Regions from separate parts of the Homo sapiens genome. Here region 2 is linked to region 1. A link is a loop called in an ENCODE intact Hi-C map of the cell type or tissue named here. Cell type or tissue: PC-9. All regions are shown on one strand. Links, peaks and the distances in the headings refer to the core of each region. The heading gives the core; the rest is flanking DNA. Region 1 overlaps AHRR (aryl hydrocarbon receptor repressor). Region 2 overlaps LOC105374602 (a long non-coding RNA gene).

Region 1 (11,074 bases), core at 2,019-10,018:
CTCTGTGCACCCTGTGATGGTGTGGGGGTGTTAACCCATGTGTCTCTGGTGGGGGGGCGAGGGCCGGTGCTGAGCTCTGTGCACCCTGTGATGGTGTGGGGGCTTTAACCCACGTGTCTCTGGTGGGTGGGAGAGGGCTGGGCACTGAGCTCTGTGCACCCTGTGATGGTGTGGGGGTGTTAACCCATGTGTCCCTGGTGGGGGGGCGAGGGCCGGTGCTGAGCTCTGTGCACCCTGTGATGGTATGGGGGTGTTAACCCATGTGTCTCTGGTGGGTGGGAGAGGGCTGGGCACTGAGCTCTGTGCACCCGGCGATGGTGTGGGGCTGTGACGCCTCTGGGCATGCGTGATGAGTCAACCGTGAGGCCTGCTGTGGTGGACAAGCCAGGTCGATGAGAATGTAAAACTCTGCAGTAGGTTTATACTCTAGTTGTACCTTTATTTAAAACTTATTAAAATATTTTTTAAAATGTGCCCCACATCTGCCAAGGGCTGGCAAACTGGGAGAGCCTCTGGCTGTGGCTGGCGTGAGTGGCTGAGCCCATGGCATCTGCTGAGCTTTTTGGTTTCACCCTCTTCTCTTGCAAACAGATACTTGGGGTTTTCACTTCTGCTATTTGACCATTTCTTCTTCCAGCTCCTCATTGAATCAGAGAACTCCTCCCCATCGGACATGTCAGGGCAAAGGCCTCCCACCCTGTCCCAGAGCCCTGCCCACCTTGCAGACCCTCCAGGCACTGTGGTCCCCCTGGCCACAGCACAGTCAGCCCTGGGTCATGGCCCCTCAGAGCCCCAGTGGTGGCCCTTGCTGTCTCCTGGCTGCAATTCAATGCCACAAGGCCCTCAGACCCCAGCACCCCACAAGGCCCTCTGACTCCAGCACTGTAGCTGGGCAGGCCCCCTGGGCTCAGCTTTCCACCCATTTGTGGACCCATGACCTCCTGGGGACCTTGGGTGCAGACGGTCCCCATGGCAGAGGTACCTGTGGGTCTGCCTGTTTCTGTGTCTTTCCCACCCACTGGGTGCCTGGTGGAAGGACCAGCTCTCCACAGGCCCCAGATCTGTTGCCACGCACACGCCCCAGGGCACATCTTTCATTTAGGTAGCTAGGGACAATAAAGTTTTATTTATTTATTTATTTATTTTTGATGGAGTCTCGCTCTGTCACCCAGGCTGGAGTGCCTGGTGCAATCTCGGCTCACTGCAAGCTCCGCCTCCTGGGTTCACGCCATTCTCCTGCCTCAGCCTCCTGAGTAGCTGGGACTACAGGCGCCTGCCACCACGCCCGGCTAATTTTTTTGTATTTTTAGTAGAGACAGTGTTTCACTGTTGGTATTTTGTTCTAAATTTTGAGGAAATTAAGATACTTACTTTTATTGGCTAAGGAATGTTGTTCGTTTTTTAAAATTGTATAACCAATTCCTGGTTAATTAAAAACTCTTATTTCTAGGTGACCCAAAATTGGAAGGATTTTACTGTGCAGCCACTGGAATATAGTTTAAAATGGAATTGTCAAACAAAGAACTGAATGGAGGAAACAAGCCAGAGAAATTAGATTGATGCTAAAATATTGCAATAAGGTTTACACAAATACGTGTCTGATTCTGTTTTCCCATTAAAATCCATTCATCCACAGCACCATAAAGGGCTCCTGTATTGACACAGAATACACCAAGACCCTGCAGGACCTCACGGCTCTTCCCGGCTTTCACCCTGAGTGGTGCAGTCTTGGCAATGCGGGTGTCATGGAAGCTCCCTCATGCCACCCACAGGGCCAACTGAAAATGGTAGTTTTTGAGATTCGGCTGAAATTAACTTGGGAGCTTGAAATCAGCTGTGTTGGGAATATTTATACTAAAAAAATTGGCAAACACTGCATATCTGGGAATTTTTCCCCCTGGAGAGCTAGATGTTAAACATTTCCCAGCACACCGCTGCCTTGAATCCCCACCAATTATGTGACTGCTACACAGCAGGTGTTTATTATTTGTTTAATATATCCATGGACAGATGGAAAGATGGATGAATGGATGAATGGATGGTTGGATAGATGGGAAGATGGATGGATGGATGGATGGATGAGTGGATGGATGAGTGGATGGATGGATGAGAAGATGATGGATGGTTGGATAGGAAGATGATGGATGGATGGATGGGAAGATGGATGGGTGGATGGATGGATGGACAGATGGAAAGATGGATGAATGGATGGATGGATGGTTGGATAGATGGGAAGATGGATGGACAGATGGAAAGATGGGTGAATGGATGGATGGATGGTTGGATAGATGGGAAGATGGATGGATGGATGGATGAGTGAATGGATGAATGGGAAGATGACGGATGGATAGATGGACAGATGGATGGATGAATGGGAAGATGGATGGGTAGGTGCATAGATGGACAAATGGAAAGATGGATGGATGGACGGATGGGTGGATGGATGGATGGATAGATAGAAAGATGGATGGGTGGATGGGTGGACGGATGGATGGATAGATGGATGGGTGGATGGATGGCTAGATGGACAGATAGATGGGTGGATGGATGGATGGATGGGAAGATGATGGATGCATGGACAGATGGATGAATGGATAGGAAGATGGATGGATGGATGGATAGATGGGAATATGATGGATGGGTGGAAACATGGATAGATGGATGGATGGGTGGATGGATGGATGGATGGGTGGGTGGGTGGCTGGGTAGATGAATGTATGGGAAGATGGATGGATGGAAACATGGCTGGATGGATGGGAAGATGATGGATGGAAACATGGATGGATGGATGGATGGGTGGATGTGAAGATGGATGGGTGGGTGGATGGATGGATGGGAAGATGATGGATGGATGGGTGGGTGGATGGATGGGTGGATGGATGGATGGATGGAAAGATAGATTGGTGGATGGATGGATGGATAGAAAGATAGATGGATGAAATAAGGATAGAGGGTGGAGCCACATTGTGGGGTGATTCTTCCATACAAGGCAGGAGTACCCCTGAAGGCCCTTGGTAAACAACTAAATTATACATCAGCCTTCCCTTTGTAGAGAGATATTTTATTTTCTTATATAACAAACTCCTAGCTTACTTGCTGGCTTTTAAAGTCTCACTGTACACCCTAGATAAATAAAATCAAGTCGTGCCTAAATTTCATAATTACAAATGAAGAATTGATAATTTGGAAATGGAGTGTTAAAGCTGAAACAATCCTTGGAGATCATCCACTCCTGCGAATTCTTGCCAGGGGTTTGCCGCTGGCCCGGCTGTGGGCAGGTGGCAGGTCCCACAGGCGCAGTTCGTGCCACCTGCGCATGGGGTGGCACACATGAACAGGCACACACGCGGGAATGAACCTGTCAAAGGCCGTCGCCGCGGCTCCAGAGAAACTGGGAGTGGGGGATGGTTTCAGGATGATTCAAGCACATCGAATCACTCTGCAGGCCCGGGGGTCACAGGCTTGGCAGCTGCGGCTCTGCTGTCCCGAGCCACTCATGGTGAGCTGCCTCCCTACGAATTCCAGCCGCTGTCGCGCCCTTGAGTTCTGTGTCCTGTGACCACCTTGCCAGGCCACTTGGTGAACACGCCTTCCTCTCTGTCTTTAAAACACCAGACGATGCAGTTTCAAGGAAAACTAAAATTCCTGTTTGGACAGAAGAAGAAGGCGCCGTCAGGAGCCATGCTCCCGCCGCGGCTGTCGCTGTTCTGCATTGCGGCACCCGTTCTCCTCCCCTCCGCAGCGGAGATGAAAATGAGGAGCGCGCTCCTGAGGGCAAAACCCAGAGCAGACACCGCAGCCACCGCGGATGCAAAGTGAGTAAGACTCGCCCTTCACAGCCACATGGTGCCTGCTGGCGGCCCCCACAAAACACCTCCACACTCAGTGTTTTCTGTGTCTTCTTTCTTCATTTCCAGCCAGTAATAAGTCAGTTTCGTGTCGTAAAAGTCATTACACAACATAGGCAGCAGCGATTAGATGAAACAATGTTTTTCAAACTCGTATTTGCAAACTGGCACCAAACGTTGCCTGTATCGATTCATTCCTAAATCATCCTGTTACAGAACCAGTTTCAGAATAAGTGTCCTGACCCCGTGTCCTCAAGAAAATGCGGAGCTGGCTGTGGCCCCTGCCTTTCTCCATCTCTTGGCTGCCCGCCCTTCACACCGTCTGTCTATGGACAAGTGGAGGTAGTTCCCGGCTGCAGGACATGCCGGAGAGATGCGTCCCTGGTGGGCAGATGGAGGGTGAACGGCACAGCTGCCCCTCCAGCTGGTCCTCGTCCCTGGCCAACCCAGGCCTACCCACAGCTCCCTCAGCCTTTCAGAAGTAGAAAACACCCTGTTGGTCCCCGAGCTTGTTGGTACTAGGGACCAGTTTGGTGGAAGACAATTTTTCCACAGACTGGGAGTGGGGGGATGGTTTCAGGATGATTCAAGCACATTACGTTTACTCACTATGCATTTCATTTCTGTTTTATTACATTGTAATATATAATGAAATAATTATACAACTTGGCATAATGTAGAACCAGTGGTAGCTCTGAGCTTGTTTTCCTGTAACTAGGCGGCCCCATGGCGGGGGTGGGGGTGATGGGAGACAGTGACAGATCATCAGGCATTAGATTCTCATGAGCTCGAACCTAGGGCTCTCCCTCACATGCACAGTTCACAACAGGGTTCACAGTCCTGTGAGAATCATGCCCCAGCTGAGCTGACAGGCAGTGGAGCTCTGGCGGTCACGCGAGCAGTGGGGAGTGGCTGTAAATATAGATGAAGCTTCACTCGCTTGCGCAGGGCCCACCTCCTGCCATGCAGCTTGGCTCCTAGAGGCCATGGACGGGTACCAATCTGTGGCTGGGGGCTGGGGACCCCTGCCCTTGGGGATTCGTGTCTATAGTTTCCTAGAATGTGTTAAGTCTGCCTTGCGTGCTGGGAGAGATGCAAATGCTGTGCCTATAGAAACTGTGTTCCACCTGCTGGGAACACACCAGTGAGGTAGGGCCGGGGCTGCCAGGATGCCAGAGATCCAACTTCCTCTCAGAGAATCGTGCAGGAGTGAGGTAGGGCTGGGCCGCCAGGATGCCAGAGATCCAACTTCCTCTCAGAGAATCTTGCAGGAGTGAGGTAGGGCCGGGGCCGCCAGGATGCCGGAGATCCAACTTCCTCTCAGAGAATCGTGCAGGACCCCTTCCCCGGCCACCTGGGCGAGTTGCCGCTCCTGCCACTTCCTCCTGGGACAGCCTGATGGGGCGGGGCTGAGCGCAGGGCAGAGGGGTGGTCTGGGCCGGCCCTGCCCCTGCCCCCTGGCCCTCAGCCCCCGGGTCCTTGGCTGTCGGTGAGGTGCTCCTGCTCTGTGACTCCGAGACCCACCCGACTTGTCCTCGGCCCCTCGGCGCTGCAGGCCCAGGCCCTGGTAACCAAGTGCAGCTCAGCCTTGCCGCGCGATCCTGCAGCCGCCACTGGGCAGCCCGCTTTGTTCGTGGCCTCCCCACTCTGTGGGTAGCAAATACTGAGTGGGAAAGGAATCTTAGCAGGCGTCGAATTCAGCTCCCCAGCCAGCCCAGTGGGAATCTCTGGCATAGCGCCCAGGAGTGATTGGCTGAGGCTGCACAAACCCCACACGGAAAACATTGCTGGGTTCAGACAGAACCTTGAGAGCAGATTCTTCGTGGTGTGACTCGAATCTCACTGCCTGGGGTTGCCACGGCCCTGTGTTGGCTGAGCGCTCTCTGCTCTGTTTGCCTTGCCCCGGGTTACGGTTTCCAGATATGTCCTGATTCCGATGCTCCTCCTCTGTGCATGGACAGCCCCGGGGATGTTCACAGCAGATGGAGCTGTGCAGACCGGAGCAGACGTCCCCGCCCTGTTCTGGGCGCTGCCTTTACTGCTGTACCTGCTGTGGCAGGCGCGTTGGGGTGATCTTAAGTTGCAGTCACGTGTGTTGCCTTGTGGTCCGACTTTGAATTCTAGCTGCATTCCTTAACTTCCATTAGTATTCAATTTCATTTTTTAGATGCGGTCTTGACTGACCTTGTCAGAGTCCAGGCTCCCGAACTAGTTTGAGATCTGGGACTCAGCAGCACCCGGCACGCTGCCGTCCCTCCTGTTCTTTGGCGCCTTTGACGGGCAGCACATCTTCTGTATTCACACCCGTGCCCTCCGTGGGAGCACCAGGACCCGCCACTGAGCCCCCTCTGGGAGGACCCCGTCACACGCCTGCTGGCTTCCCGATGCAGAGGATACGGCCGAGGGCCCTTTCGCCCCAGGGGACCTGCAAAGGAGGACCTTGGAGGCTCTGGGACGCCCTGCTCAGTGTCCAGGGTTGACTGTGAAGGGCTTCTGTCTGCAGGCCCCAAGGCCACCTTGCCGGCACTCACGGTGGTCTCTGTTGTGGGCGTGAGTTCCATCCTCACCTTTGACCTCTTTCAGATAACCGTTTAGACAGCTCTACAGTCTGACAGCAGCAGCGGTTATTTGAAGGTTTTCATGCTGTGTTGGTTTCCACGTTCGTTACTCATTTCTGCTTATGAGCAGCTTCTGCCTGGGCCCTGCTAGCCCCACCTCACTGCTGCTGTCTGAGGGTGGACAGAGGGCAGCTCCAGGGACGGCCAGGACACGGGTCAGCCTGCTGAGGCCCACACATCTCTGGAAGGTTTTAAATTAAATGTATGTACCTTATTTTAAAGGATGGAAATGTAGAGTGCAAGGGAGGAACATAGAATTCTAAAGGGAAAAGAAGTAAATGCTACATAGGTGCACAGAAAAGGACCTGGGGTCTCTGCAGGGCTCGGGCCCAGGTCTTCCGGCACCTACAGGGACCACGCAAACCCTGGAACACTGTCCTCCGCTTACCGTCACCGTGGAGTTTCCACTGCACATGGCAAGCCCGGTCTTCCCTGGGAGTTCCCAACCCTAGAAGCAGAGGGGACGCAGCCCCCTGGTGTCAGAGCAGGGCAGGGCAGGCCTGGCCCTGTGTGCGCACAGCCCTGTCCCGGCCCTGGGGTGGAGCGTAGGTGTGGGATCACAAGCTCAGGTGTGGGGCCGAAGGTCACAGCGCTCCTCCTGCGGCCTGGACGAGACCCCCTGTGGGGCTGTGAGGGTGGGGTGGAGCCCAAGGCACATAAAGCTGGCACACAACTTCAGCTCAACAAACATGTTATTCAAACTCAGAAGGGGGAAGAAAACTTGCCAAACCAAGAATACTGACTCCCATGAGCCGAAGGCTTTTGGAATTCTCCCCACCCTGCTCTGAGCTGGATTCAGAAGCCGGCTTTCAGGATACACCTTGTGGTCCACCAGTCCTGAGCCGCAGGACTGTGGTCCAGGGCACCACAGTGGTGCAAGATGCAAGGTGCATTCTGCAGAATCAGAGCCCTGAGGCAGTGGCAGCAGCCTCCAGCGGCCCCCAACAGCAGCCCCCATGGCCCCCAGCAGCGGCCCCTAGCAGCCCCCAACAGCCCCCCAGTCTTCCACAGCTTTTCCCACAGGGGTTTTGTGACATGATCTTGATCTGCCTCTTCCTGAAGCCCATTCTGTGAATTCCTCTGCTCGCCATAATTCACTGGGACCCCCATGTCAACACACCCTGTGCTTTGCAGCCATTCATGGACATAGATGGGGCATTGTGAGTCTTGTGTTAGTCATGGGCCTCCTGGAGGTGCCCAGAGGACAGAGAGGAGGGCAGCACCGGAGCTGTGGCTGTGGGGCCAGTCAGATGGGTTTGAACTCAACTCTGGGACCTGCTGGTGGGGCAGCGCTACTTACTGTTTCTCTTTTGAAAAGCAAAAGAAAATAGAATCTACCAGGGTGAGTTGTTGGGATTTAAGATTCAGATCAGTGTGATGCGTGTGTGGGTACACACACATGTCCCGTGTGAGTTGGTCTCCAACTCACCTCAGTGTTCACTTCCTGGAACATAACTACCTGGAGTCATGAGAATGGACCGTATTTTCTTTCTGGCCTTCCAGGAAAAAAATATAAGCTCTAAAAATCATCCTATGATTTTATCCTTCTACTTTCTGAAGCAAATTCATTAGCCCTTCATTGGCCTGAAAAGTGACGTGACAATATTTTCAGTAAACCTGTAACTGAGAAAATAACTTTCCACACTATAAAGAATTAAACAAGAGTGAACTATTGTTTCTGTCTTCACTGCTCAGGTGTGACAGCAATACCTGTCATTATTAATTTCTACCATCAAAACATGTTTCATCCACATGTCATCTTGTTCATCCGTCACATGTCACATGTTCATCTGTGTTCTTCACAGAGTAAAAGCCACCACCAGTCTGTGCGAATCGGAACTGCATGGAAAACCCAATTACTCAGCAGGTACTTAGAACATTTCTTATCTGATCTTTTCCACATGGGTAAAATGTGTTTCTGCCCTTGGAGAGCTTCCCCGCCCAGTGGAGATGTTGGCGTATTCCATGGAAAAGCCATTTTGCAGAGACTTGGTGTCTGTCCTGCTGTGGACAAGTGCCGTTCCTGGGCTCTGGTCTGTGCATTTCTGAGGAGCCGATGGGTCCTGCCTTGCTGAGAACAAGCAACCGTCTTCCAGGAGCTCCTCAGCTCGCACCGTGACGGCTTCCCCCCCCTCTAAACCCCAACAGGAAGGAGCAGCAGAGAGAGCGGCGTTTTGGTGCTCAGGGAACAGACTGACGCTGGCCGATGGGCACAGGTTCCCGCCAGGGCCCCATGCCTGTGCCTCCGGGGTGGCCCTGACCTTGTCCTTGACCCCAAGGGGGGCTCAGGGTAAGTGGTGCCAGGCAGCCTCCCCCAGCCCTGGCAGCTCCCTAAGTCACCGTGGAGGCCAAAGAGCGGGTGGGGGAGTGATTAAGAAGAAAAATAAAAAAGACGACAGCAGCCTTGGCCACCACACGAGCCACAGCTAACCTTACTCTCTGTGGAGCTGTCCACACAGCTTCCCGGACTGGAAGTCACGTGTGTCGCTGGGGACTGACCCCGGGAAGCAGTGGTCCAGGGATGTTGGGAGCGAGGATGCCCCGTGGGCTCTGGGACCCGCCCTCACCTGTCACTCGGACCCTGGGTCACCCGGCTCCAACCTCATCTTGCCTTTGCTCAGAGCCCTCTCTCCCCCCTCTCCCTCCCCAGGGCCTGCCTGCCACCCAGGTGGGCCTCCTCCCCTTTCCTGACCAGCCCAGCTGTGCCCCACAGGCCCCTCCCCACTCTCCAGGTCACCATCTCACAGTCATGCAGTGCCAGTCCCAAGGCACGTGGTGTCCTGTTGGTCAGCAGCAGAGCTTGGCCACAGAAACTGCTGGACATGGTGTTTTCTGCTTTGCAGTTCCCTGGGACCATTTGCACCGCCCTTCCCCACCCCTAACGCTAGTGACTGGTGTGGCTGACACTGGACAGCTGGCATAGGCCTCACAGAGACATCTCCCTGAAGCCTGCACCCTCGCCCCACCCTGGGCCTTCCTCACTCGCCCCAGGCACGCAGTGGGGGTGGGGTGCTGGCACAGCCTCCTGGGCTGCTGGGGGGGTTAGAAGGCACAGCGCAGTGAGGGGTCGGTGTAGCAGCCTTGGCAGATTTAGCATCGTCCTGATTTCGTAGCCTCCCTTAGAGACCCCCACCCAGGGCAGCCAGACCTGGTGTCTTCAGCTGCTGTCAAATGGGCCCCGTCTTTTCTCTGCAGGGACAGGGAGGAGGAGCAGCACAGGATGCTGAGCAGGGCCTCTGGAGTGACAGGGCGGAGGGAGACTCCAGGACCCACAAAGCCCCTGCCCTGGACAGCGGGAAAGCACAGTGAGGATGGTGCCAGGCCGAGGCTGCAGCCCAGCAAGAATGACCCGCCCTCCCTGCGCCCCATGCCCCGCGGCTCCTGCCTGCCCTGCCCGTGTGTCCAGGGCACTTTCAGGAACTCGCCCATCTCTCACCCGCCGAGCCCGTCCCCCAGTGCCTACTCCAGCCGGACCAGCAGACCCATGCGGGATGTCGGTGAGGACCAGGTGCACCCTCCCCTCTGCCACTTTCCCCAGAGGAGCCTGCAGCACCAGCTCCCTCAGCCTGGAGCTCAGCGTTTTGCCACGAGGGGCTATCCCATGGAGGACATGAAGCTGCAAGGTGTACCGATGCCTCCGGGGGACCTGTGTGGTCCGACGCTGCTGCTAGATGTGTCCATCAAGATGGAGAAGGACTCTGGGTGTGAGGGTGCTGCAGACGGCTGTGTGCCCAGCCAGGTGTGGCTGGGGGCCAGTGACAGGAGCCACCCAGCCACCTTCCCTACCAGGATGCACCTGAAAACAGAGCCAGACTCTCGGCAACAGGTGTACATCTCGCACCTGGGGCACGGCGTGCGGGGGGCTCAGCCCCATGGGAGGGCCACTGCTGGGCGCAGCAGGGAGCTGACCCCTTTCCACCCTGCACACTGTGCCTGCCTGGAGCCCACAGACGGCCTTCCCCAGTCGGAGCCTCCCCACCAGCTCTGTGCACGGGGCCGAGGTGAACAGTCCTGCACCTGCAGAGCTGCTGAGGCCGCCCCTGTGGTCAAGCGGGAGCCCTTGGACTCACCCCAGTGGGCTACTCACAGCCAGGGAATGGTGCCCGGGATGTTGCCCAAAAGTGCCTTGGCCACGCTGGTCCCGCCCCAAGCTTCGGGGTGCACATTCCTGCCATAGCGCAGTGACCACCATCCAAGCTCAGATCTGTGTGTCTACGCTCAGATGCGTCGGTGGCTGGGCTGCCCTGCTCCTGGTCAGGCCGGAGCCCGTCCTAAGACACACGCTTTGCAGAGCTGTGCATGCGCAGTCTGCTAGTGTGTGTGTGCAGCATACGCAGGAGCCTATCCTGAATTTTGTAAAATATCCCAACAGTTCTTAAATGAAAACTGGCCTTAAGTCTATTCAAGCATGACAGCATTTCTCTTTGAGGAATTAAAATCTTTAGGAAAGTGATCATGGCTGGACAGCTTCATGCCCCAGAGGCAGCGAGCACCCGTCCCATGGCTGCCAAGTCCACAGTCGGGGATGAAGCAGTCGGGTGATGCTCCCAAGTCCGCAGTCGGGGATGAAGCGGTCGGGTGATGCTCCCAAGTCCGCAGTCGGGGATG
Region 2 (11,074 bases), core at 1,763-9,762, 390 kb before region 1:
TAAACAGTGTGCCTAGGTAGTATGTTTATATATTAGGATTAAAATGGCCTTCTAAAGTTTACTAATTCTAATATAGCCTTTATTGTTTCATGTAGACATATCTTTCCGATTCCCAGGATAATTTAAACAATTAATTCAAAGCAACTATTGACTTAGTTCTAGATTGGGATATCTATTTATGCATTTGAAGCTTTAGATATGTATTTCAAATTAGAAATGTGTGCTGGTCGGCCGGGGGCGGTGGCTCATGCCTGTAATCCCAGCACTTTGGGAGGCTCAGGCAGGCAGATCACCTGAGGCCAGGAGTTCAAGACCAGCCTGACCCACATGGAGAAAGCCCTGTCTCTACTAAAAATACAAAATAAGCCAGGCATGGTGGTGCATGCCTGTAATCCCAGCTACTCGGGAGGCTGAGGCAGGAGAATCGCTTGAACCCAGGAGGTGGAAGTTGCGGTAAGCCGAGATCGCACCATTGCACTCCAGCCTGGGGAACAAAAGCCAAACTCCGTCTCAAAAAAAAAAAAAAATATATGTGTGGTGGTCATGGAAAGTTGTGACTTAGAGTCTCAGGTAAGTTTTGTTTCCATGTGAACACACTGCTTCCAATTGATGTTATGCCCAGAGCAATTAATAAATATCCTTTGAACTGAATTAGTGATTAACTGCAAATATCACAATACATCTTCTTAGTGGGCATGATAATTGGACATATTTAGTCCTTGCTGTGACCTGAGAAAGGAATTATTTTCATTAAATGTTTAATGTTTCACCCTGTTCATGCAGCTGGAGTTACTGATTCAGTTTGATGTGAATTCAGTCTTATAAAAGACCCATCATTATAACCTGCACTTATGCTTCCTATAGCATCGGAACTTCCAACTTGTAGGCAAAATAGATAAGATTTATATTCTTAAAAACCACAAGAAATCTCCCTTTATTCACAATAAACATAGAATTAGCTATTCTATTAACCTGAACAATAGAACTCACTGGGAGTGACCACATACCCAATATCACGCATTGCCCGAGTGTCTGAAAAGGTCAGTGGGCCATTTTGCTCCATGCTGTGCCACGGGCCAACCACGAGGGCTGTCAGTGACTCACTGCGTGGGCCACCCAGGGCATGTGGTGCTGAGGCTGTCGAAGAGCAAGACGAGGCTGTATTTAAACTCAGGCCTCTGCTAAGTGTCAGAACTTGGGTAAGATGCCAAACACTTTAGAGCCAGTTTCCTTTTCTATGACTGGGTTATAACACTCACCCTGTCAGGTTCTCGTGTGCGTTGACAAGGCCGGCACGTGACACACCAGGGGCAGAGTTGGATGTGAACCTTCTTCCTCAGACATCAGGGTCCTCATGAGCATCAACAAAATAAGGAGAGCTGTGTCAGGACTGCAGCAGGGACTCAGCAACAATCAGTCTCTTTCTCTTGTCTCATCGAAATCATATATTTTTTAAAAAGGTGCAGTTATCATGGATGTTTATATTGATTCCTGGGATCAGACAAATATACCTTTCCTTGTCATGCTGTTTTCTCTTCCTAGGTGGTTTGAAGAGCTTTGTTTTGGACTTGATACTCCTGGAGCGCACATGAGAAATGAGCTTTGTTTCGGACTTGATATTCCTGGAGTGCATTTTTTTTTCTAATTAGTCCAGTCTTGACCCTGAGCCATCACCCCTCCAGAATAGCAGGACATTCCACTCCACTGTAGTTGGGGTGCCACAATTTCACTACTAATCAAAGGCTCCTTGGTTTCTGAAAAGTGGGAGAAGTACCTCTAATAATCAGTCTAGATTGTCACTGCTCACTTTCTCGTTTTCCAATTCCACAGGAGCCCCCAAAAGCCCAGAAGGTTTCATTTCTTAGCATCTTATAGACCATGGGAACCAGGAAACACTGGAACCCCAGGGCCTGCACCCACCTCATTTGCACCCTGTCTCTGTTTCTATCACCCTGTAGGCATTGCTACAGAGCAGTGTTGGGACCCACTGGTGATCTGACTGCTTCCAGCCTGGGAAACTGCCTTCTTCTCTCCACTGATATCATGATATTTCTGCTTTCCACCCCACAGAAATCCTTGAATGAAGCACAGAAGGGATTGGTAGTTACCTGGTGTGAAGCAGAGCTGAGGCTATGGGAGGAAGCAATATTGCAATGGACTCTGTCATTGATGTCACTAGTGTGTAAATCTGTTACCACTATGGTCAAATTTTTATATTTTTTAAGATTATAACTCATTCTGCTCATTGTATTCAATGCAACATCTACCCTAAAAGATACCCAGGCATTAATTTATGCTTTTCTGTTTACAAATGAGAATTTATAAGCAAATTGAGGTAGCAATTAGATATTTTTTAATTGAAGGCAAAACAGAAGACACATACACATACATCAGTGAAACAGAACAGAGAGCCCAGAAACAGACTGAAATACAGCCAACTGATCTCTGACAAAGGAGCAAAGGCAATTCAATGGACAAATGGTGCTGGAACAACTGGACATCCACGCAGAAAAAAAAATGAATCTATAAACGGACCTTACACCTTTTACAAAAGTTAATGCAAAGTAGATATTAGATCAATATATGAAACGCAAAATTTTCAAACTCCTAGAAGATAACATAAGGAAAAACTCTAGATAACCTCGGATTTGGTGATTTTTTTTAGATACAACATCAAAGCATGATCCACGAAGAAAAAAATTGGGAAGTTGAACTTTAACATAAAAAAACTTTTGTTTTGTGAAAGATACTGTTAAGAGAATAAAAAGACAAACCACAGACAGTGAGAATATATTTGCAAAATACATCTAAGGATTCATATATGAAATATTCAAAGAACTCTTAAAACTCAACAATAAGAAAACAAATGACCCAATTAAAAATGGGCAAAAGCTGAACAGATATGCAGATGGAAATTAAGTATATGAAAAGATGCTCTGTATAATATGTTATTAGGAATTGCCAATTAAGACAAGAGTCAGATACCACTACACACCTATTAGAATGGCCAAAATCCACAAGACCAAAAACACCAAATGCTGGTCAGGATGTGGAGCAACAGGAACTCGCATTCATTGCTGTGGGCATTATGTGACATTTTGGAAAAGGGAAAATAACATAGATAGTAAAATATCTATGTAATTACGTGACATTCTGGAAAAGGGAAAATTACATACATAGTAAAATAATCAGTGGTTGACAGGGATTGGGGAGAGGAAAGGATGGATGGGCAGAGAGCCCTGGACGTTTAGGGCAGTGAGACCACCGTGTGTGATTTCACCACAACGGTAGACCCACGACAGTGTGCAGATGCCAACACCCATTGAATGCAGACCACGAAACGGTATTAATTACATAAACTATAAACTTTCTTAATGAAATAAATCCTGTTTTAAAAAAGTAGACAGTTTTGTTCAGTTACTGCCTACTTTCTGAAATGGAGATGGTGGAGTGCTTCCAAGGTTGTGAGGATAAAAATAGCTTAGAGAATATAATAACTAAAATAGGTGTGTAAACATTGTTAGACTATTTTATTCTCATTAAAAACATGCCTTAAAAAAATTTGCTATTTTTTACGACTGGGCAAGTAGTGCAAACACATTATTATAATTCTCCTCTAGCTCCACTCAGAAGTCAGGACTGCAGGGCTTCGGTGCAGGACTGCACAGCTCCACATGCACTTGCCAAACGCAACAACCTCTTTCAGCGTCACTAAAATATATCAATAGGAGGATTGAGTTTAGACCCAACCTGTGTTTTCTCCCCTGGAAAACAAAGGTTTTCATGTAACAAAGAAGGTCTTTACCGCCCTCATCTGAAACGCTGAGGCATCTCTGATGTCTGCTGTAAGTGCCGCCAGGCTCTCTGAAATCTCGCAATGGGAAAATGGACTGCAGATTCTGCTTTTAGAAAGGCGGGAATCAGAACTCATGTCGAAATGCCATGTCCTCATTCATACACATCTTCTTTTACAAATCCAACATGTTTAGTTACTTTGGGATTAACATGGGCCTATTTTAAAGTGCATTTATTAATGTAGCATGTGTTGTCCAAATGCATTCTGGATCCTGAGCCGACATCCAGCAATGCTGAGTGTGCGCCTGTGTGAGTCACCAGCACTGATGAGCCTCAGGTTATTGTGTTCGTAAAATGAAGGGGCTTAGGCTTGCTCCGATTTTTTAAAAACGATTTTTAATAGCAAACGCTTTTTTTCTTGCTACATAAAAATGCACAAGAAAAACTCAAACATTACCAATGATAAATTATAATTTCATTAATATAAATATTTTTGTGAACTCAATTTATATGACTTAGTTATTATAAAAGAAATAAGCAATATGAGGTGGCCATTACCATCCTTTCCTGTTTTATTTTGTTCATATGCTATTGATAAATCTTGATGTACACAGAAAAGTAGTTTTAAAGAATACTTTTAAAAAAACTTGACTTTAATTTCAAGAGACTTTTAAAAAATTCCTGCAATTGCTTTTTAAAGATTCTAGAACAGTTTTCTGTATCTTAAAGCTAAATAACTAGAAAGAGCTCACTCTTCTCACATTCTGTATTATAAATATGTAAATCAGAAAAGGAACAGACAAAATCATAAAAACACATGCATGAACAAATGGGCCTTGGTTTACATTGAATTGGATCTAGAATGCACATAGGTTATAGTAGTATTTTTGTGTGCAATTTTACATGAGTGGACTGCTGTCAAAATAAAAATTGTCTACAAGCTCTATTCAGTGGTATATTTGCACAAATGGTAAACATATACATAGAGATCATGGGAGAAATTTATTTCATGGCTTACAAGAAGACAGGTTAAGTTGGGACATTTAATTGTTTCATTAATGCTACATTTTATAATGCACTTGTATGGGCATGGTATTTAAATGTATTATCACAACTTTTAAATGCTCATTGTTACAGATGGAATTATTAGAGAAAGTACTAACTTATATCTTCTTTGTGTGTGCTTTGGAAGCACCAGGAAATAATAAAGCAGCCCTTTTCCCTTTTCCCATCTATTTCCTGAAGACCAAGCTGTGTTTTTGCAGATTAGGCCTTTCTGTTAACACACACACACACACACACACACACACACACACACACGCATGCATGCACACTCACGCACGCACGCATGCACACACACACACACGCAATATAGCCTTTAGGAGTTTAAAGGAGGGAAAGAGAATATGCCTGGATAACTCTCACCTAGGTATTTTCTGGGGAGATCTAGAATCATCTAAGGGGGTAAGCTGGACTAGCCAATGGGAAATCAAAACGAAGATACTGAAGAGATGTTCCCAGAAGAGGAGCATTCCTAATGGGCTAGGCCCTAGTCACATGCAATTCCCCAGATGTGGTTGGTGTGGCCAAGGTTCCAGCATTTGACAGCTGCCTTCTTGGCACTTCGTGTGCTGTGAGGAGCATCCCTCCCCAGTGCCAGGGGCAGTGGTCCTCTCACCCCCTTCAGAGTAAAGGGCCAGCAATTGGCAGTCACAAGAAAAGTAGTAAGATAGGAAGGTGAGGAGCATGAAGTCCCACCATACCAGCCTCCTGTGTCTGGCACAGAATATGATGAGGAACCTCTGTGAACTGGAATCTTCCATATCTTGATACATGGGAATTTCTGCTAGATATAATTTGACTTATAAAAAGAAAGAAATATGACCTTCTTGCATCTAAATATTGTAGAAGAGTTAATGACTGTAACATGGATGTTTTACATTCTGAGATGCTATTAAATCAATACCTGTCACAAAAGTATTCATAATTTTTTAGAAGAACAGAAGCAATCTCATCATATTAAATGCAGTGGATCAATTGTAAGATACATGCTAACGCCACAAAAAGTAAAGCATGGGAAAAAACATCTGTCTTAGAATGGAAAAATACAGTAGTTAAACTATTTTTAACTAGAATTTAAATGCAACATTTTAGGATATGAAACCCTCAACTCATTTTGAAAACTACTGGCTCAGATGAAACCTCTAAAAGATCATGAAACTAATCAGATAATTTTCTGTGCCTTTGCCTGAGAGTCTATCTGAAAGTGGTGCAATTTTTACAGAAGAGGAATAACGTGTCCCGAACTGGGAACCCTTCACGGGCCACCATTCTGGGTGGCGCTTCAGTGTAGAGTTTTGGTCAGCAGAGGGCTCCAGGGGACTGCTGGGGAAGGCCAGGACATGGAAGAGGGCCTAGAGCCAGGATTACCTGGGAGAGGGTGGACCAATTTTGTCAAGCGCCTGAGGACCATGCCATACAGGATTCTCTCAAAACCACTCACACACTAGGTGGGAATAAATGATAAGAGAAATTAATGTGTGCTTAGCATGTGAGAGCCGACACTCATTCTCTCTCAAAGACAAAAAGTGATTTGATGGCCTCGACTCCACGAGAAGGAGCATCATCTGTGGTCCTTCCTGGGGGTGAGGGGCGGAGAAGTGAGGCAGGCGTCAGAAAACAGGAGGGTTGATTAAAATCTGTACATTGACAGTCAACCCTCATTATCCTCCCTCACCGATGCCTGCACCCCACCCCTCGGGTAACCAGTGAGTAGAACACCAACAACCAACAAGCAAGCACCTGCCTTCCAGAGAGGAGAGGAGAAGGTTTTCTCCAGAGAAAGGAAACCATCCAGACCAAAGGCATCACTTACTAACATGCGGAAACCCCATCAACTCCCTGAAGTAAAACCTCTAGATGAGCCTTTCACTAATGATAACACAGACTCATTCTCCTTCTTCATGTGCCACTATTAAATGTGAACAGTGAAGAATCACCTCCAGACGAGCCTTTCACTAATGATAACACAGACTCATTCTCCTTCTTCATGTGTCACTATTAAATGTGAACGGTGAAGAATCACCATCTAGATGAGCCTTTCACTAATGATAACACAGACTCATTCTCCTTCTTCATGTGTCACTATTAAATGTGAACAGTGAAGAATCACCTCCAGACGAGCCTTTCACTAATGATAACACAGACTCATTCTCCTTCTTCATGTGTCACTATTAAATGTGAACAGTGAAGAATCACCTCCAGACGAGCCTTTCACTAATGATAACACAGACTCATTCTCCTTCTTCATGTGTCACTATTAAATGTGAACGGTGAAGAATCACCATCTAGATGAGCCTTTCACTAATGATAACACAGACTCATTCTCCTTCTTCATGTGTCACTATTAAATGTGAACAGTGAAGAATCACCTCCAGACGAGCCTTTCACTAATGATAACACAGACTCATTCTCCTTCTTCATGTGTCACTATTAAATGTGAACAGTGAAGAATCACCTCCAGACGAGCCTTTCACTAATGATAACACAGACTCATTCTCCTTCTTCATGTGTCACTATTAAATGTGAATGGTGAAGAATCACCATCTAGATGAGCCTTTCACTAATGATAACACAGACTCATTCTCCTTCTTCATGTGTCACTATTAAATGTGAACAGTGAAGAATCACCATCTAGATGAGCCTTTCACTAATAACACACTCATTCTCCTTCTTCATGTGTCACTATTAAATGTGAACGGTGAAGAATCACCTCCAGACGAGCCTTTCACTAATGATAACACAGACTCATTCTCCTTCTTCATGTGTCACTATTAAATGTGAACGGTGAAGAATCACCATCTAGACGACCCTTTCACTAATGATAACACAGACTCATTCTCCTTCTTCATGTGTCACTATTAAATGTGAACAGTGAAGAATCACCATCTAGACGACCCTTTCACTAATGATAACACAGACTCATTCTCCTTCTTCATGTGTCACTATTAAATGTGAACAACGAAGAATCACCAGACATTGAAGGGAAACCAATCTTAATGGGAAAAAACACCAAGGTAAACTGGCAGGCGGAATGATTGTTAAGAACCTAACATCGTAGCAAAATAAGAAATAAGAGTTTTATATCATCATTCACTTAGTGGCACTGTCTGGCGTTTCAGTACACAACTTGGATGTACTTTTGGGTTTTTTTTGTTTCATTTTGTTTTGTTTTGTTTTGTTTTTTTTTTTTTTTTTTTTTGGCACAGTCTCGCTCTGTTGCCCAGACTGGAGTAGAGTGGTGCAGTCTCGGCTCACTGCAACCTCCGTCTCCCAGGTTCAAGTGGTTCTCCTACCAATTTTTGTATTTTAAGTAGAGACAGGGTTTCGCCATGTTGGCCAGGCTGGTCTCAAACTCCTGACCTCAGATGGTCTGCCCACCTTGACCTCCCAAAGTGCTGGGATTATAGGCATGAGCCACCGTGCCCAGCCTGATAGAATTTTAACTATTAGAAGAAATCATAGGAAGCTACCATTCGAATAGATCAAACATCAGCAATATATTAAAATATCAGCAATTTCACATGATCAAGATTATTTTTAAAAAATAAAAAGAGAACAGAATTGATTCAATTTCTAGGCCAGCAACCAAGGAAAAAGCAAAGAATGAAAGATTTTATAATCGCATCATAATAGCAAGATCTTATATTTCTATTGAGCTTTAAAGATTACAGGCCAGGTGCGGTGGCTCACGCCTGTAATCCCAGCACTTTGGGAGGCCGAGTCGGGCGGATCACAAGGTCGGGAGTTCAAGACCAGCCTGGTCAATATGGTGAAACCCTGTCTCTACTAAAAATACAAAAATTAGCTGGGCATGGTGGCAGGCACCTGTAGTCCCAGCTACTCGGGAGGCTGAGGCGGGAGAATCGCTTGAACCCGGGAGACGGAGGTTGCAGTGAGCCAAGATCGTGCCACTGAACTACAGCCTGGGTGACAGAGCAAGACTCCGTCTGAAACAAACAAACAACAACAACAACAAATTACAAAACACAACAATATACATTGTCTTGTTTGATCTTTAAACAATCCTATAATTGTAATTAATATATCTAAAAATTGTAACTCTTGAGAAATCCAGGATGACATAAATAAGGCCTAAACACAGCTTTAATTTGCCAAGTAATGGGAAGAGAAGGGATCGGAAGCCCGGCTGACTGACCCCACAACCTCTACTTCCAGTACTTAAAAGAAGTCAGCCAGGACGAAACCTTGGGAAGGACCTGAGATAAAGGCAGTGGGAAAAGAGCAGAGTCAAGGATGATCTATGAACAGGTAAAAAAAGGAATGCCTTAAATACAAAAACATATGTCCACAGAGCTGGGAGTTGTACGAAGCCGTGTAATTAGAGAACATCATGTTGACAGCAGACTCTTGACCTAGGGGGAAAATGTTCATGACACTGACTCCCAGAAGGATAAACCTCAAGGATTCCAGATATGAGGCAGTCAAACCCTCAATTGGAAGCACTGTACAAATGTTCATGGCAAGAACTGAAATGAATTTATACCCACATAAAACTACATGTAGGGAAATGCTGACTTTGTAAGATGTTTCTGGACACTACATTAGCAGCTGTGCCACACACACACAACACAAACTCAGGCAAGCCTGTCACCTGCACAGCTGGAGGGTTAGCTTGGACAGGGCGATTACAGTCTCCCCCAAAACCCTTCCTTCTCGTCCATGCCTGAATCCTATTCACATGCTACAAGGACCACATGCTTGTGGAATCCAACTCAGCTCACTTTAGAACCAAAGGATGCCTCTGTGACACATGCAGAAATGACTTCCTTTTCATTTTCATTCAGTCTGTAGGAAGAGAACAGCTGCAAGAGAGAGAAAGAAAATGTACACACTGGCTAGGTGGAGACGGCACCTGAAGAGTGACTTTCATGTTTAGCCCCAACGGTTTATAAACATTCATGTGGAGATTAAAGATATTCCCCAAAACCAGAAAACACAACTGAGTCAGCTTCTGTTAGTAAGCATCGCGCTGCAACCCGGAGGCCAGATGTCCTTGGAAAAGATCAGAGACATAAAACATCACCGCCTCTGTTTATGCAGCTTACTGAAGTTTACACGGAATCCTCATGCCTTCCCTGCGTTTAAGCCTTCTATGCAAATGATAGAGACTCTAAGTAGAGAAGGAGCAGCAGATTCTTGTCCAGTTCCGTGAGTCAACACCTGCATTGTCTCACTCCCCATGTTGACGGCTGTAGAGGACTTTCCATTCTCTGCCCCTACTGCCTCCAAAAACATTGGTTTTACATTGCCATAGCTAACATTAATACCTCCTAGAATAAAGGGGGAATCACCACCGAGTGTCAGTTCTGGTTCAGATGCTGGAGTGAGGGTGTTATTCTTCTTACATATAATGCAGTAACTCCACATTGCACCAGTGGTTTGGTCAAAAGAGACTAAATTTCTAGGGAATTAGTGTTGATTATTTTTAGATATCATAACCTTGGCTTTACTGACACCTTATATTAAACAGATCTTACTTGCCAAATGCCACAAGATGCAGGCTGACAGATGGGCTCCCAGGGCTCTTGTGAGCCAGAACTGTCATATATGCAAAACGACGAGACAGAGAACACTGCCCACATCCAACACAGCACAGCCACCCTGAAAGCCTCAGCATGTAAACTTTCGTGGCACCACCCTTTCTTTTAGAAATGTGTTTAGATTTTATAGACTTTTGCTAGATTTTGTTATATAAGCTTTATGTACTGAAAGGTCTTACAGATTTTTAAATATTGAGTAAAATGTTCACCAGTATATTTTATATATATATATAATTTTTTTTCTTTAAAAACAAGGCCCTGGCTGGGCAGGTGGCTCACGTCTGTAATCCCAGCACTTTGGGAGGTTGAGGCAGGCAAATCACAAGGCCAGGAGTTCGAGACCAGCCTGGCCAACATGGTGAAACCCCGTCTCTACTAAAAATACAAAAAATTAGCTGGGCATAGTGGCGAGCACCTGTAATTTCAGCTACTTGGGAGGCTGAGGCCCGAGAATCACTTGAACTTGGGAAGTGGAGGTTGCAGTGAGCCGAGATCACCCCAATGCACTCCAGCCTAAGCGACAGAGTGACACTCCATCTCAAAACAAAAAACAAAAAACAAGGCCCTTATACAAATCACCCTTCAAACTTTTATTTAGAATTTAAGGTCATTTGGGGCTGTCATGTAAACAAAATTCTCCCAATTGCTAGGGTCCT

The links. Peaks named below come from ENCODE experiments on the same cell type or tissue, not always from the same donor. Only the 100,000 strongest peaks of a DNase experiment are listed, where the experiment ranks them.
Region 2: a loop joins it to region 1, with 13 times the contacts of the local background. A loop is called at or near these places in 3 of 110 quality-filtered maps.

What each region holds. Positions count from the first base shown.
Region 1 is chr5:424,192-435,265 of GRCh38, forward strand. It overlaps AHRR (aryl hydrocarbon receptor repressor), which reads left to right. Exons shown (of 11, transcript NM_001377236.1): 8 at 3,616-3,815; 9 at 8,272-8,333; 10 at 8,615-8,756; 11 at 9,662-11,074. The coding sequence ends at 10,643. It overlaps PDCD6-AHRR (PDCD6-AHRR readthrough (NMD candidate)), which reads left to right. Exons shown (of 13, transcript NR_165163.2): 10 at 3,616-3,815; 11 at 8,272-8,333; 12 at 8,615-8,756; 13 at 9,662-11,074. Among named protein-coding and RNA genes, the nearest start is that of EXOC3-AS1, 13 kb to the right of the region's middle. RefSeq lists enhancers at 500-1,119, 6,667-6,946, 7,087-7,206. In PC-9, for the core only: CTCF peaks have their summits at 6,945 (motif pointing left) and 7,151; no DNase peak of the experiment used is centred there.
Region 2 is chr5:36,288-47,361 of GRCh38, forward strand. It overlaps LOC105374602 (a long non-coding RNA gene), which reads right to left. Exons shown (of 3, transcript XR_001742541.1): 2 at 1,260-1,351. Among named protein-coding and RNA genes, the nearest start is that of PLEKHG4B, 50 kb to the right of the region's middle. In PC-9, for the core only: a CTCF peak has its summit at 6,170 (motif pointing right); no DNase peak of the experiment used is centred there; H3K27me3 peaks cover 6,863 bases.